Regions from separate parts of the Mus musculus genome. Here region 2 is linked to region 1. Evidence: chromatin loops called from intact Hi-C (ENCODE). Cell type or tissue: heart. All regions are shown on one strand. Each heading gives the region's core, and the rest is flanking DNA. Links, peaks and the distances in the headings are about the cores only.

What was found. Hi-C counts contacts between places; a loop is a spot of excess contacts. Peaks named below come from ENCODE experiments on the same cell type or tissue, not always from the same donor. Only the 100,000 strongest peaks of a DNase experiment are listed, where the experiment ranks them.
Region 2: it touches region 1 in a loop (6-fold over the local background); 27 of 42 quality-filtered maps call a loop at or near these places.

Annotation. Positions count from the first base shown.
Region 1 is chr6:49,314,134-49,322,465 of GRCm38, reverse strand. It overlaps Ccdc126 (coiled-coil domain containing 126), which reads right to left and starts at 3,192. Exons shown (of 3, transcript NM_175098.6): 1 at 2,986-3,192. In heart, for the core only: CTCF peaks have their summits at 3,158 and 3,358; a DNase peak (open chromatin) is centred at 3,235; H3K4me3 peaks cover 1,461 bases; H3K27ac peaks cover 775 bases.
Region 2 is chr6:49,264,218-49,272,549 of GRCm38, reverse strand. It overlaps a transcript of Tra2a not described here. Among named protein-coding and RNA genes, the nearest start is that of Tra2a, 4.3 kb to the right of the region's middle. In heart, for the core only: a CTCF peak has its summit at 3,154 (motif pointing left); a DNase peak (open chromatin) is centred at 3,149; H3K4me3 peaks cover 213 bases; H3K27ac peaks cover 248 bases.

The DNA of each region.
Region 1 (8,332 bases), core at 188-8,187:
TCACACCCGCCTGTTGTCTCCAAAGGACTTCACAGCCATAGAGGCATATGTAGAGTATAAAAAAGATATGGTATGTTCACCAACAGTCAGAAGTACACATAGCTCTCTCCAATGCAAGATGCAGAACTAAGCCCTACACACACAGACACACACACACCAGACTTGGCCCTGGAATGGAATTTCTGGAAACTGTCCATTCCTAAAATATTTTCTCTACATAATACTGCCTGAAGCAAATATCTGGTGGAAAAGAATTAACACAGGCAACAGCTACCAACTCTATAATTAGGCCTAAACTTGAAGATGCTTAGGCCTGGGGGTATGTAGCTACTGAGTTCAATCCACAGTGCTAAGAACTAAAGGTTGAAAAATAAATAAATAAAATCTACTGCCTTGAAGAAAGCTACACAAGAGTTCCTACTAAGGTGACACAGAGATATCTTAACATTTTCAGATGGCATCTTGGGGAAGAGAAGCAACAGCGGTAACAATTATAAAAATAGATCTTAAAAGAGAGAATAAAGCCGGGCGTGGTGGTGGCGCACGCCTTTAATTCCAGCACTCAGGAGGCAGAGGCAGGCGGATTTCTGAGTTCGAGGCCAGCCTGGTCTACAAAGTGAGCTCCAGGACAGCCAGGGCTATACAGAGAAACCCTGTCTCAAAAAACCAAAAAAAAAAAAAAAAAAAAGAGAGAGAGAGAGAGAATAAAGTACACTAAAGTACTCTTGCCTGATGGCACAGGGCTTTAATTCCAGCATGAGGCAGGCAGAAGCAGTTAGAGCTCAGTGAGTTGAAGACCAGTCTACACAGCGAGTTCCAGTCCAGCCAGAGCTATGGTGAGATAGGGGTGGGGGTAAAGTAAGGCTGGGATTGAAAACAGGAAGCACTATATCAAAAGAAGAGTGCTTTATCACTGTGCTGTAGAGAGTGTTTAATCTAAAACCACATTATGCAGCATCAGATATTTCGGTCACAGGCTGAGCTGCTCAGAGCCTTAGCCAATCATAGCTTGTGTCATATGGCCCTACACCTCTTTCCAGATGAACGGGCTAGCACAGGGCACCCCTGCCAGGGGCCTTCTACATAAAGAGACCAGAGAGAAAACAATGGCTGAAGCAGATGAATTTATGAAAAGGAAAAATGAAAACGGGTTAGAGAAGTGAGACCAGAAGCTAAGAGTGCACAGGCAAGAGGTACCCAGGACCACTAGGATGGAAGGAAAAGGAGCCGCAGCTCGCAGAGCCGATGCTGGTTGGTAGGGATCATGATTTCTGCAGCTTCCTAGCTCTTCCACGAGAATCCCTTTTTATCAGGGTGGAAGGAAAGAACTGTAAAACGTAAAGGGCAGGGAACAAGGACACGAATAAATGTGTAAGGGGATTTATAGTTTTCCGCTATAGTAAAATGGATGTTCCAAGATCCTTAGCATTGGAAGTCTGAGATAGACGAATCGATCTGTTCATTACTGTAGACACGGGGAAAGGAGAACTGCAGAGAAAGCAGAGCTAAGGTCATGCGGATGGTGGCAGAACAGGACAAGAACCAAGGCTGCGGTTCTCACCTTCTCCTCTACTGCACTCATAACACCAAGGAGAGACATTTTCTTCAAAATGAGTGTTTCTGCCGCACGTTTTAAGGTTAATCAGAAATGTTTGCATGCGTATGCCCCCTTCCACAATTATTAACTGCTACTGTTCTAGCAATCATTAGAAGGCTCCCCTTTCCCTAAAGATATCACACAGTCACATAAATCATCATGTCTCGACTCAAAATAGTACATACAGGGCATACACGTTAAATAAAAATGAAATTCAGTTAAAGTTTTATAAAGCTTTCCTTGAAAACCCAATGTCAATAACATTGAGAAAGCAAGGGTAAAAACAACTGACAGAACCTGAACACGTTGAAGTCGTTCCTGATCAGATTTACTGCATTCACTCAATGTGTCTCCAGACAAAAACTATAACCTGGGAACAGAAATCCTAAGTGGGTGTCAGGTGATGGTGGCGCACACCTTTAATCCCAGCACTAGGGAGGCGGAGGCAGGAGGATCTCTTGAGTTTGAGGCCAGCCTGGTCACGAATAAATGCGTAAGGGGATTTATAGTTTTCTGGTCTACTGAGTGAGTTCCAGGACAGCCAGGGCTACACAGAGAAATCCTGTCTAGAAAATGAGAGAAGGGGAGTGGGGAGGAGAGAAACGACTGAACCATTAGAAACAGTACAGAAAGTTGACATAGGGCAAAGCTGCAAAGGATCTGACGGACAAAGCCTTTAATCTCCTTTTAAGGGTTTCCTATGGGACCAGGCTAGGGAGGTGGGGGAGGTGAGTCCTTGTACAGTTATATACAGAGCTGATCCCCAGGAAAGCAGAGTCATCAATTTCCTTAGAACATTCTCAGCCATCTTAAAGGGGCGGAAATTAAGAAGCCAGCATATCTTAAGGAATTCTCTGCATGTAAGAAGTAAAAATATAAACTGAACACACAACCTAGTGATTAACCAAAAGTCCACACACTTCGAATCACATTCAAAACATCTTTTCATCAAATGAAAAACTCAAGGTGTAATAGCTTATTATCCATAAATCTAACAACTTAAAACTGTATGAGATCTCCATCTGCTGGATGAAACACATCGGCTTGGAGCCATTGCTTAGCCTGAATGAAGCAGCAGGCAGAGGGACGCCAGGGGTTCGAATCCTGGCTGCCTGGCCATTCAATTGCCACCGCCTGTACCTACAGCAGATAAAGTTCCTCCCCAGCCTCCCAGGAGAAGAGTTTGGCAGGTTTAATGGGCATTTCACGTCCTTCTCCTAACGAGAGAATTGAGCTGTCAAGAGTGGAGCACAAATGAGCGCGGCCGCAGAGACTGCCCATCCCCGCAGAGCACCGCGGAGCCCGGCCCGGCGGTCGAGGCTGTCAAAGTAGCAAAGCCGGGGCCGCAGGGACACCGCCTCCCGCCTCCCCAATCTCCTCCGTCTGACCTGGCCTGCTGGTTTCCTTTCAATCACGCGGGCCGCCGCCGCGGGGCTCACAAACTGGAAGTACAGCCACAGCCCGCCACGGGAGGGCGTTAGCGGCGCCGCAACAGCCTGCGGGCCAGGACGGAGGTAGGACCGAGAGCGCTCGGCACCCGGGGACGCTACTCCCGGTTTCCGCTCCGCCTCCCGGCCACCCTTCCCCCATTCTCCGGCCAGGGCCTACTGCGCGCGGCATTGTGGGGAATGTAGTCCCGCCTTGCGGAGAGACAGCACGTGCTGTTGGCCCAGGGGCTCAGGGCGACGCGGTTGCTTAGCAACTAAGAGGCGCAGCAGCTGCATTGCTACTAGAGAAAACTCAGCACCCTATTCGCCACTAGTGGTGAAGCATCCTACTATCTACCTTCCACTAGAAAAGAAACCCCTAATGCTGTTGTCTGACACTAGAGGGCATCCTAGTGTTGGAGAGTCCAATGTCCCCATGGTGCTCCTGAAGGTCCTCACTCAGGGAAATAGGATAAAAAAATAACTAAAAGGACTAAAGACTAATAGAAACAAACTATCCTTTTCTGAGGACTGGAGACCTAGCTCAAAAGTTCAGACAGTTTGCTGAGGGACCAGAAGACCAGAGTTCAATTACCAGCTCCCACATCAAGAGGTTCATAATCTCTTGGAACTCCAGCTCCAAGGGATCCCATCTGCTTCTGGCCTCTGCAGACCTCAGCACACTCACACACAATTACATGAATACAAATAAAGTGTTTTAAAGATATTCTTGTCACGGATGGTATAAATATGTATACACATGACAAATACAAAACAACTTGTAGACAAATTATTACAATTAATAAGAGTTTAACAAAGTTAATACATTTTTAAAAAATCAAGTACTTCGGGACTTGGTATGCAGCTTAGTGGTAGAACACTTGGCTAGCATGAATATGGCCCTGATTAAATGCTCAGCACACACAAAATTACACGTTAAAAAGTCAAATTGGGCTGGAAAGATGGCTGAGCCCTTGTGCTTAGAGAGCACTCGGGTTTAGTTTCCAGAATCCACATGGTGGCTCACAACCATCTGTCACCCCATTTCTGGATATCTGACAGTCTTCCTCTGGCCTCACCAGGAATACAGTTGGTACACTAAGGTATATGCAAGCAAAATACCAATACTCATAAAATTCTCTCTCCCTCTGTCTCTCTCTATCTGTGTGTGTATATGTCTCTGTGTGTGCCTCTCTCTGTGTGCCTCTCTGTGTGCATCTCTCTCTCTGTGTCTCTGTGTGTGTCTCTGTGTGTCTCTCTCTCTGTGTCTCTGTGTCTTTCTCTGTGTGTTTCTCTCTCTCTCTCTCTCTGTCGCTCTTTCACACATACATACACACACACACACACACACACACACACACACACACACACCAAACAAAACAGGAGGACCTGGAAATCAAATGCAGCCTGGGAAAGACAGTTTTAACAGCAACAAACAAAAGACAAGCCTTAAGAGTGGAATGAGACCCTTGAAATATATAAATCAAGAAAGGCCTTGTACTCAGAATGTACAAAGAATTTTAATCACAAGAAAAAGAATCAAGGGCAAAACAAAGTGTTCCATCTGTAGAACACCAGCACATGTAGGGGTTTATTAATACCTTGTATGAGGATAGTTTGATCCTCCACGTCACAGTAGAAGGAGGGGAGGAGAAGGAAAGGGGGATCCAACCAGGGCCCTAACTAAGGAGAAAAAAAACCCATGTAACCAATGCACAAAATGGGATAATCTGGACACAAATGTTCTGTGCTCTCTAATGCTGCTAGACATATATGACCCTCGAGGATCTACAATGTAGTTCGTCTGAATTAGGAGGTACTGTAACAGCAAGCCACCACATAGATGCTGAAAACTTGCTACATAAGAAAAAAATGTAGATATCAACCAGGGTTTTAATCTGTTGACTATTGTCTTAGTCGGGGTTTCTATTCCTGCATAAACATCAGGATCAAGAAGCAAGTTGGGGAGGAAAGGGTTTATTCATCTTACACTTCCACATTGCTGCTCATCACCAAAGGAATTCAGGACTGGAACTCAAGCAGGTCAGAAGGCAGGAGCTGATGGAAGGATGTCACTTTGCTTCCCCTGGCTTGCTCAGCCTGCTCTCTTAAAGAACCCAGGACTACCAGCCAAGGGATGGCACCACCCACAATGCGCCCCGCCCCCTGCGATCACTAATTGAGAAAATGTCTTATAGGTGGATCTCATAGAGGCATTTCTTCAAGGGAGGCTCCTTTCTCTGTGAAAACTCCAGCTTATGTCAACTTGATACACAAAACCAGCCAGTACAACTATAAATGTTAAATGTTTTATATATATTTAGCTAAGTAAATGCACTGATAGAATTTATCTTTGTGTGTGTGTATACCATGCAACAAAACCTTTACCAACGTTTTAAACAGAGGTTCAGCCAATACTGAAATTTATAATTTCTAAACTTAAGTCAGGGGCAAATGGCTATAGTGCACAGTAAAACCATGGATGCCTATAAGGTCTGCAAACTGAAGAAATAATAGCCACCGCTCAGGTGGAGGATAAGTTACAGAGTTGGCTCTCTAGATATTGTAGCCAGCAAGAGTATGGCCATCTTCCATCTGTTGCCTCTAGGGATGAGGCCCTGCTGGCCTAAGGGAGTGCTTTCCTTATCCTGGCTCTTGGGTCTTGGCCTTCACATTTTTTAAAGACGGAGTCTCTGTACAAAGCACTGACTGTCATAGAACCCACATAGGCTCCTGTCTTAGTCAGGGTTTCTATTCCTGCACAAACATCATGATCAAGAAGCAAGTTGGGGAGGAAAGGGTTTATTCGGCTTATACTTCCATGCTGCTGTTCATCACCAAAGGAAGTCAGGACTGGAACTCAAGAAGGTCAGGGAGCAGGAGCTGATGCAGAGGCCATGGAGGGATGTTCTTTACTGGCTTGCCTCACCTGGCTTGCTCAGCCTGCTCTCTTATAGAACCCAAGACTACCAGCCCAGAGATGCTCCCACCCACAAGGGGCCTTTCCCCCTTGGTCACTAATTGAGAAAATGCCTTACAGTTGGATCTCATGGAGGCATTTCCTCAACTGAAGCTCCTTTCTCTGTGATAACTCCAGCTGTGTCAAGTTGACACAAAACTAGCCAGTACAGCTCCTGAGAGCTGTGATTGTGAAAGACCCACAATGTAAGGACTCCCCCATGTTCTGACTCAGGAGAGGCAACACCCCACATCACTCATGAAAAACGGTCTTGATGCAAACTGAAAGAGGTTTATTTGGGAAAGACCAGTGCACTGGGGACGACTCGTATCCCAAGCAGGGATAGAGGAGTGGATGACAAGCTCAAGGGATAAGGGGTTTATAAAGTCAAAAACCGCAAACACCTGGCATTGGGCTATAGCATTTGGCAAGCTAGCAAGTTTGCATAACGGGTTTAAGGAACGGTTCCTGGAACAATGGGGCAAGTTCTACTCTCTGCCATTAGTGAGGTCTATTTTAGACACAGGTCTAGGGGCTTAAATAATTTCTCTCTCTCTCTCTCTCTCTCTCTCTCTCTCTCTCAGGATCTTTCTAGTAAATAGTTCTAATCTTAGAACTAGACACATGTATTTTCTAACACACATGGACCTACAATTAAAAGCAGAAGCAAAATCAAAAGGTGTCCCATAAGGGTAGACTGAATCTCTAACTTGGAAGCGATGTGGGGCTTGCAGGTCTCCTTCTCTTGAGTAGGTCTCCTGGAGCTGCTTCCATGCTTGCTGTCTCACCCACTGGAGTGCCTTGAGCCCAATGAACAAAGGCTGGGAAAGCAGCATGTTATCACTGTGTACAGAGGCTATTTTTACCAGTGGTGCCCCCCCCCAGAGTAATTCATAGGGGGTCAGTCCAAACTGTCCAGGGGTGCACAAAGGATAGGAGAGCTATCCAATCATTAGCAACAGTCTCTGCTGTCAATTTGGTAAGGGTCTCTCTCTCCCTCCCTCTCTCTCTCTCTCTCTCTCTCTCTCTCTCTTTTTTTTTTTTTTTTGGTATTTCAAGACAGGGTTTCTCTGTATAGCCCTGGCTGTCCTGGAACTCACTCTGTAGACCAGGCTGGCCTCGAACTCAGAAATCCGCCTGCCTCTGCTTCCCGAGTGCTGGGATTAAAGGTGTGTGCCTCTTTAATGGTTTTATTCATCCTCTCTACCTGTCCTGAGCTTTGAGGCCTGTCCTTGACTTACCTGGGACCCCAAACCTCGGGAAGATTTCTTCTAGGATCTTCTTGGCCATCACATTGGCGGTCTCAGTGCTGGTAGGAAAAGCTTCTACCCAGCCTGAAAAGGTGTCTATAAACACTAATAAGTACTTGTTACCATACTTGGCTGGCTTCACTTCAGTGATGTTTACTTCCCAGTGAGTGCCTGGGTGGATCCCCCTCAGTCTTCTCCCAGGAGGCATTCCAGAAGGATTAGCATTAACCAGCTGGCAAGGCACACAATGTTTGACTACCGAGTCAGCCACTCCCAGTAATCTCAGAATATGATAAGGGAATGGTCTAACCAGTCTCTGCAGATGTCAACAGCCCCCTTTGTATATTGCTCCGTGCAGTGGCAAAAGCATACCTGCTGTCAGTGTAAATGTTGATAGACTTCCCCTTTGTCATTCGTAGAGCTTGTATCAAAGCCACAAGTTTGGCTTTTTAGGCCGACATCCCTTCAGGGAGGCTGCTGGCCCAGATCACTTGCTTTCTGTCCACCACTGCTGCCCCCCCACCTTCCACTTACTTTCAACCATGAAGTTACTGCCATCTGTGGACCAGCTCAGACTCCCAGGCCAAGGCTGATCCTTCAGATCATTTTGCTGTCCCATAGTGAACCTATCTGCATCCTTGACAAGTAGAGCTATGGCAGCAATAGCTTTCAGGCAAGAAAATCACCCACTGGCAACAGGATCTAACTTCTTGGATAGGTAAGCCACTGGCCTTTTCCAAGGTCCCAAAGTTTAAGTAAGGACTCCTCTGACGGCCCCTGCTTTCTCATTAGGTCAGCCAAGGCTGGGGCCATTAGTAGGGTCTTTTTAATTTCTTTAAAGGCTTTCTGGGGTCCATACAAACACCTCCCCTTCCTTGGTTAGGGGGTACAACAGGGCAGCTAAGGTTGCAAACCCAAGTATCCAGAGCCTGCAGGAGCCAGCAGTGCCAAAGAATTCTCTTAACTTGCCTTGGTGTAGTTGGGGTGGGGATCTGAGTTAGTCTTTTTTTCTGGCTTCTTTTAGCCACCACTTTCCATCTCAAAGGGTGTATCCCAAATAAGTAACTTCAGTCTGACACAGCTGAGCCTTTTTTTTAGC
Region 2 (8,332 bases), core at 315-8,314, 50 kb after region 1:
CTTTCCTTACCCCACAATAAAATGCCAGATCTGTGATTTCTCAGAGGGACACCTTGAAAGAGCCTGCCAGGTATTCCAGATACTCTGGGTATTTCCTTATTCCTGCTGCCATCACTTTATAGTTCATAACACCCATCATCATAAAAATTATAACAGTCTCCAGACAGTGGTGGCACATGCCTTTAATCCCAGCACTTGGGAGGAAGAGGCTAGCCTGGTCTACAGAGTGAGTTCCAGAACAGCCAGGATTACACAGAGAAATCCTGTCTCAAAAACAAACAAACAAAAAAATTTTTTATAGCAATCATAACTTTAGGTTGCCATTTTCACTGTGTCCCTGTTGCCAGTGATACAGCCTGCAGTGCCAGATGCCTCTCACACCTGTATACAGGATTGTTTTCTTGCCCGTGGGCAACAGTAGAAATAACAACCAGAGACTGAAAAGGTCAGCATAGGAACTTTGGGAAGGTCAAGAAACACTTGCCCCTCTGGAAGGGAGAGGCTAATTAGCATTTCTCTGACCACAGGGCCTGAAGGGACCTTCGGGTGGGGACACATTCCGCAGGACTGACTGTTGCTCACCTTCAGACAAGGGAAGTCCTTGTCACCTCATTCCCTAAAGACCAATAAGTTTAAAGGGTGCACTGTTCCGCCAATCATATTGTGCCTAGTTGCTGATGCATACAAAAAACTGGAGGAACTGGTGCTGGTGGTCGCCACCTCTCCTTCGGGTCTGGGACAACCCCATTGCACATGAACAATAAATTTCTCTTGCTTTTTGCATCGATCCTGGCTCCACGTGGTTCACTGAGGGGGTCCCTGGTAAGCTAAGACTCCCTGGAGTCTTACAAGACAAACATTTTGAAGGAATGCTTGTGTTCTAAGATATGATGTGGCTCTTCTGTATCAGGAGATAATTTGAAAGAGATCCAACTCCATCTCCCTGCTTGTATCTTGTATGAGAACTTCTACTTTCTCTCGCTCTAGATGTGGTTACCTCTGCCAGTATGATGAGGAAACTCATTTATTTCCTGTTGGTCCCCATAAGAGGAGGTTGTTATGAATTCATCACTGTTACCTTTGGGAAAGCTACAAGACAGATACAACCCCCTTCCCTCGACATTTGCTAAAAGGCCCAGCTGTCCCAGAAATGCCTGAGCTATGAGCTGTGGCAAAATTCACCAGAAACACTTCTGGCCAGCTCTGGGCCAAGAGCCTACAAGCCCATGAGGAAAAAAAGCCCACCTTCAGGAGAAGCCAGAGAGCATTGTGGGTAATACCTGGCTATTATTTGACTTATTATATCCTGGGGAATTAGGACTCCCTGAACCTGGCTTAGTGGTTAAGAGTTCTGACTGCTTTTCCAGAGGTCTTGAGTTCAATTCCCAACAACCACATGGAAGCTCACAACCATCTGTAATGGGAACTGATGCTCTCTTCTGGTGTGTCTGAAGGCTGCTATAGTGTACTCATATACATAAAATAAATAAATAACTCTTTAAGAAAAAGATCCATAAAAAAAAAAGAGGTTCTTCTCTCACACATAAATTAAGCATAACCATAATAATTAAAAAAAAAAAGACTCCCTGAACCCTACAAACCTTTCTCAGTCACCTGCATTCCTCTGCTCCTAATGTATCATAATTCAAAAACAAAAAACAATGGGGCTCTCAAAGACTGAACCACCAACCAAAGAGCATACATGGGCTGGACCTAGCACACCAACCCCCCCAAATGTAGCAGATGTGCAGCTTGGTCTTCAGGTGGGTCCTGAACAACTGAAGCAGAGGCTGTCCCTAAAGCTGTTGCCTGTCTATGGAATCTGTTCCCCTAACTCAGCTGCCTTGTCTGGCCTCAGTGGGAGAAGAAGCTCCTAGCCCTTCAGAGACTTGATGTTCTGGGAAGGAGGTACCCAAGGGGGACCTCTATTCTCTCAGAGGGACTGTGAGAGGAGAGGACAGCAATCTAGATGTAAAGTGAATGAATTAAAAATAAATTTTAAAACAAATTAAACAACAAAAAGTGTTCCTATCCAAGAGAGCAGACAAGTTGTATTATATTTTGTATAGTATAAGTATTATTTTGTTAAATTAAGGTCACTGATAATTCCAAGGTGTTTTTTCTATTTGTACATTACTTTTTAATGTTCTAGACAAAACTCAAAACAAACAAACAAAAGGAACTTTATCCCTATTGTCATAGATAAGTCTCCGGCTGCCATACCAAATCCATTCCTACAAAATGCCCACAATGGGGTATCTATGGAGACATAAGGCAGATTTGCCGTTACAATAAGACGCGGGGATGGGAGTAGAGAGTGACTACTAAGGACCCGTTTTTCTGGGATGGTGCCAAAGTGCTGGGTTAGACGGTGGTGTTTGTGCAGGACAGCAGGAAAACACTGAACCCATCCTCTCACGAACTCAGCTAATGACTCACTGAAACGCCCCCGGAAGTGCATTTAAATGACTCACTGTAAAAGGATTGTGTCGCATGATTTTTATCTCAGTGCCTTCGGTTCTGCTTCAGAACTTTAAATTTAGTATTACCAGACATAAAGAGTAAACATAAATCATATACATTTGCAGCAAGGCATGGTGGCACACACCTTTAATTTCAGCACTCGGAGGACAGAGGCAGAGTTGATCTGTACAGTGAGTTCCAAGACAACCTGAGCTAGTGAAACCGGGCCTTGGAATAACAAAAAGAGAAAAGAAAGGGGGGGAGGGGGGAGGGAGGGAGAGAGGGAGGGAGAGAGGGAGAGAGAGAGGGAGAGAGAGAGAGAGAGAGAGAGAGAGAGAGAAAACACATTTGCATGACTCTATAGAAGGGTAATATTGGCCGGGCAGTGGTGGCGCACGCCTGTAATCCCACTGCTGGGAGGCAGAGGCAGGCAGATTTCTGAGTTCGAGGCCAGCCTGGTCTACAGAGTGAGTTCCAGGACACCCAGGACTGCACAGGGAAACCCTGTCTCCAAAAAAAAAAAAGGAGGGGGGAGTAATATTAATAAAAGACAAGTTGATCAGAATGAAAATGTCCAAGCAGAAAAAAAGGTGGGGGTGGGATGGGGGACGTTGGGGTGTGAGAGCATTGGAGACCATTGTTGGAGAGCCCTGGCAGCCTGCATTTCTAGCGTGTTTCTACTGCCGCCTGGTGGTGGACTTGGGTCTGTAAGCTTGGCAGAGTCCTACATAGGACATTTCCATTGCCTGGCTATTTCTCCTCTCCAAGCTTGATCTAGTTGGAAGGGAGATAAAGTGAAATTCTCAGTAGGGTTTGACGAGCCAGGAGGTTAGTAATCCAGGAGGTCTTAACTCAACAGAGGCAGACATTAAGTGGGACTACGATGGGTGGAAATAGGGTCTAGACGGAGAGGGAAGGAGGGCAAGAGAGAAAACGAGGGAAAGAAAGCCAGCACAGCACGTATGTCGGGGGCACAGAGGTCCTGTGCTCACAGACAAGCACTAGGGAAACCGGAATGTTAAACATCCAGGGCTTTTCTCTTCGAAGCAATGGGAATAGGTGTGTATATGCAAACTTTTAATAAGGGTTTAATAACTTTTAATAAGGGTTCAACCTTTCCTCTGGCCCACCACCCAGCAGAGGTAGTGGAAAGGAAAAATTATTAGGATGTGGGGGGAGTGGACCTGTTCAGCACCAGTTCTTTGGGGGCGAGCTCGATCTTCTTGGATAGCAGTTCAGTCCTGTAGCAAACACCAAATACGACTCAGCAGCTGCAGACCAGTCCTCTAGGCAGGCAGACACCAGGCAGCTGTAATTCAGTCCTGAAGAAACCACTAGGCTCGCCAACCAGCGAGGCCGCTGAAGTAGCAGGAACCTTATGAGCAGTTCTTGAGACAGTTTCTCTCAAGGTTGGAATCATCACAAGTTGAGCTCAACAACACTATGTAAGGGGAACCAATGCATCCTTATCCTTAGCAAAGAATAGCGAGGCAGAGCAAACCATACCAAGGCTCAGTGCTCCTACTGTCTGTAGGGTCATATTTATACTCCTTCATCACGTGTCATGTGTCCTTTCACGTGCCAACTATATCCACACATCCTTTCACCTGTGTGCCCCAGCAAACCATCATTTGGCACAACTAACTTCCCCCAAAACTAGAAGTTTCCATTTCAGGTGTGGTTTAATCGCCTGGTGACTTCTGTGCTAACCTTAGGACAAGGCCACACCTGGCTCCCCTGACTTTTATGTTTATCTCAGGAATGCTCCCAGACCCTTATCTTGAGCACTGTTTCTCAGTCAATCTGTAGCACTTATCCTTCTGGGAGATGTGGGCATGTACTTTTTTTTTTTATGTATATGAGTACACTGTAGCTGTACAAATGGTTGTGAGCCTTCATGTGGGTGTTGGGAATTGAATTTTAGGACCTCTGCTCGCTCCAGTCAACCCCGCTCCCTCTGGCCCAAAGATTTATTTATTATTATAAATAGGTACACTGTAGCTGTCTTCAGATGTACCAAAAGAGGGTGTCAGATCTCATTACGGGTGGTTGTGAGCCCTGGACTTGTACTTTACAAATGGGAGCAGAAGTGTTTGATAGCCTGGTGACCTCTGCACTGTGTGACTGAGACCACACCTCCTCCGGATCCTTAAACGGTTACAGATAGTCTGTTGAGGTTTAGTCTTTTGCTCTACTAAATACTGGTTGCTCCTAGAGACCGAACTCAGATCCAAGTAATGCTAAGTGACCTTGCCCCCCAAGTTATTCCTGATTGGTGAATAAAGGTGCCTACAGCCTATAGCTGGACAGAAGAGAGATGGGTGGAGTTTAATGTTCCAGTGCTTGGGGTCAAAGGAGAACCATGAGGTGGAAAGAGAAGGAAAATAGCAGAGAAGCTACCGCAGGATAAGGATCTTAAAATAATGGCCATGTGGATTGGCTAATTGGAGTTAAGAGCAGCCCTGAAGAAACATGACAAATTATGTAATGGGATTATTGTCTGGGAAATAGACATAATAGCGCAGAGGACAGATATCTGCCCAGCTCTTGTTCTGATTAAAGCTTATGAAAATTATAACTGTTGTGCACTTTTATCTGGGAACTAAACGATCTAAGATGAGGTAGAAACCCTGGATTGAGATTAAATATAATTTATACAGCAGTAGTCAATCTATGGAACTCATCTTTATGGAAGAGGTCATACGCTTTACAAAGATTTTCATTGTAGACATGCCTTAGACTTTGTGATACACGCGGGACTGCGGTAATTATCAGGAAGCATTTTTCTAAAATTGTGCTGTGTTTAAATATGCCTAAAATAAATCGCCTGAAGTCAGACTCGGGGAGTTTTGAGCCAATCCCAGCTACTTAGTTCTGTTGAACCAGATTTCCTTGTGGCCTCCAGTGGATCAATACACTGTTGGTCTCAGTGGCCACAGATTCACCCCTCCCCCATATATATGTGGAACAGAAACTGGTGTGTGTGTGTGTGTGTGTGTGTGTGTGTGTGTGTCTGCAAGGAACTAGTTGTGAGAAGGATCCCTAAAGGAAGAGATAATGGGGAAGGATAGCAAGAGAGAAATATGAACAAGGTCTACTAATATATGTATGAAATGTCATAGAAATTTATTTTCTTTTTAAAATTATTTTTATTGTATTTTGCTTGAATGAGTGTTTTTCCTGCATGTATGTCTAAGCACCACAAACATGCCTGGTCTCCATAGAGACTAGATGAAGGTTATCAAGTCCCCTGAAACTGGAGCTATAGATGGGTATGAGCTACCATGTGGGTGCTTGGGGATTGAATCCAGGGCCTTTGGAAGAGCACCCAGTGCTTTAATCACTATCTCTTCAGCTCTGAAATCTATTATTTTCTACATTAACTAACATTTTTCATTTGTTGTTGTCTTGAGGCAGATACTCACTGTGCAGCTTAGGATTTATCATAAAGTCCAAAGCTGGACTTGAACTTGTAGCAATTCTCTTCCATCTCCCTTGAAAGTACAGGCCAGATAGAAAAACAAAAAAATAAAAACAAAAGATACAAGGCATTGCATATGGGAAGCACATAGTCTACCACTGAGCTACAGTCCCAGCCCTAACGCTTTTTTCTTAAAGGAATATCTATCTTTATGGATCTTGCAGGTGAAGCAGGGCAACATTATTATTGAAGAAAATGAGAGTTGCACATATCAACTTCAATGCATCTTATCACAATATCGTGAGCTAGAGGGGATGTGATGTTGCATGCCTGTAACCCAAGCACACGATAGGCTGATGCAGGAATGGTCATGCATTCAACTCTATCCTGAGCTACACAGGGAGACTCCATCTCAAAACACGAATAAAACCCACAGTGCTGTTGGGGAGTTAAATTAGAAACACACAAGGGAGCCTGGCATGGTGGCGCACACCTTTAATCCCAGCACTCGGGCGGCAGAGGCAAGCGGATTTCTGAGTTTGAGGCCAGCCTGGTCTACAAAGTGAGCTCCAGGACAGCCAGGGCTATACAGAGAAACCCTGTTTTGAAAAACCAAAAAAAAAACAAAAAAACAAAAAAACAAACAAACAAACAAAAAAAAAAACCCAAAAAAAAAAAAAAAAAAAAGGAAAGAAAGAAACACACAAGGGCTTTGCAGCCCCAAGGAGGGAGCAACAGTGACAACAGGCCAGACCTCTCCCCCACCCCCACCCACTGAGCTCCCAGGGAGCTGGACCACCAACCAAAGAATACACATGGAGGGCCCCATGGCGCTGGCCATATATGTGGCAGAGGATGGCCTTGTTGGACATCAGTGGGAGGAGAGAAGGGGTTTGATGCCCCAGTGTAGGGGAATGCCAGGGCAGGAAGACAGGAGTGGGTGGGTGGGTGGATGGGGGAACACCCTCACAGAGGCAGGGGATGGGGTGGTGGTGGTGGGGGTTTCAGAATGGGAGACCTGGAAAGGGGAAAACATTTGAAATGTAAATAAAGAAAATATCCAATAAAAAATTGAAGAAACAACAATATAGTAAATCAGGAATGTGCTGTTCTAAATGCACTTACAAAATAACACTACATATTAACTTACATGATATTACATGAATAGAAGGGTAAGTATTTAATAATGAGCTCTCTGAAAGAAAGAGGAAGAAAAATGATTTGCTGATATTCACAACATAAATCTTCCTGTTGTGGCTGAGTCCAAACCATTAAGAGTTTAATAATGGGGGCTGGAGGGATAGCTCAGCGGTTAAGAGCACTGACTGCTCTTCTGAAGGTCCTGAGTTCAAATCCCAGCAACCACATGGTGGTTCACAGCCATCCATAATGAGATCTAACACCCTCTTCTGGTGTGTCTGAAGACAGCTACAGTGTACTTACATATAATAAATCTTTTTTTTTTTAAAGAGTTTGATAACTAGCTCTCTGACATTTCTGATAGGCTCTCTTTTTATATCTCAGGTTGGCTGGAACTTCCAACAGTCCTTCCTTCTAGACGCCTAAGTGGTGGGATCACAGGCACAGATCACCACACCCAGCTATTTCAGGTCTTTGTGAATTCATTATTTGTGCTGGTGTTCCTTATTTTTCTAGAGCAAGAAGTATGGATACTAATGTTGCCAAACAATATATTCCCCCAATTTATTTTTATTTATTTACATGTTCTACAGTGTTGAGGACTAAACCCAGAGCCTAGTACATGCTAGGTGTGCTGGATAATTTTCTATCAACTTGGCACAGATAAGGTCACCTGAGAGGAGGGAACTTCAATTAAAATGCCCCCCGCTGTGGTGGGAGCTCATGCCTTTATTCCCAGAACTTGGGAGGCAGAGGCAGGCAGATTTCTGTGAGTTCCAGGCCAGCCTGGTCTACAGAGGGAGTTCCAGGACAGCCAGGGTTACACAGAAACCCTGTCTTGAGGTTTGGAAGCAGAGAAGAGTGAGAAACTCATGGCTTTTCAGTATAACCCCATCTGTGTATATATTGTTATTTCAACGTTTAAAAGGGCAGATACTAGCCGGGCGTGGTGGCTCACGCCTTTAATCCCAGCACTCGGAAGGCAGAGGCAGGCAGATTTCTGAGTTCGAGGCCAGCCTGGCCTACAAAGTGAGTTCCAGGACAGCCAAGGCTATACAGAGAAACCCTGTCTCTGTAAAAAAACCAAACCAAAAAAAAAAAAAGGGGGGGGGGCAGATACTGGGGATAAGGAAAACTCAGCTGGAAAAGTCGGTTTGTTTGTTGGGTTTTTGTTTGCTTGTTTTTGGTTGGTTTGTTTTGCTATGCAAGAAAGACCTGAGTTCCATACCTAAAGAGAACAAAACCAAAAAAACTCAAGAACAAAACCCCACAGGCAAAGCCAGGCGATGACACACGCCTTTAATTCCA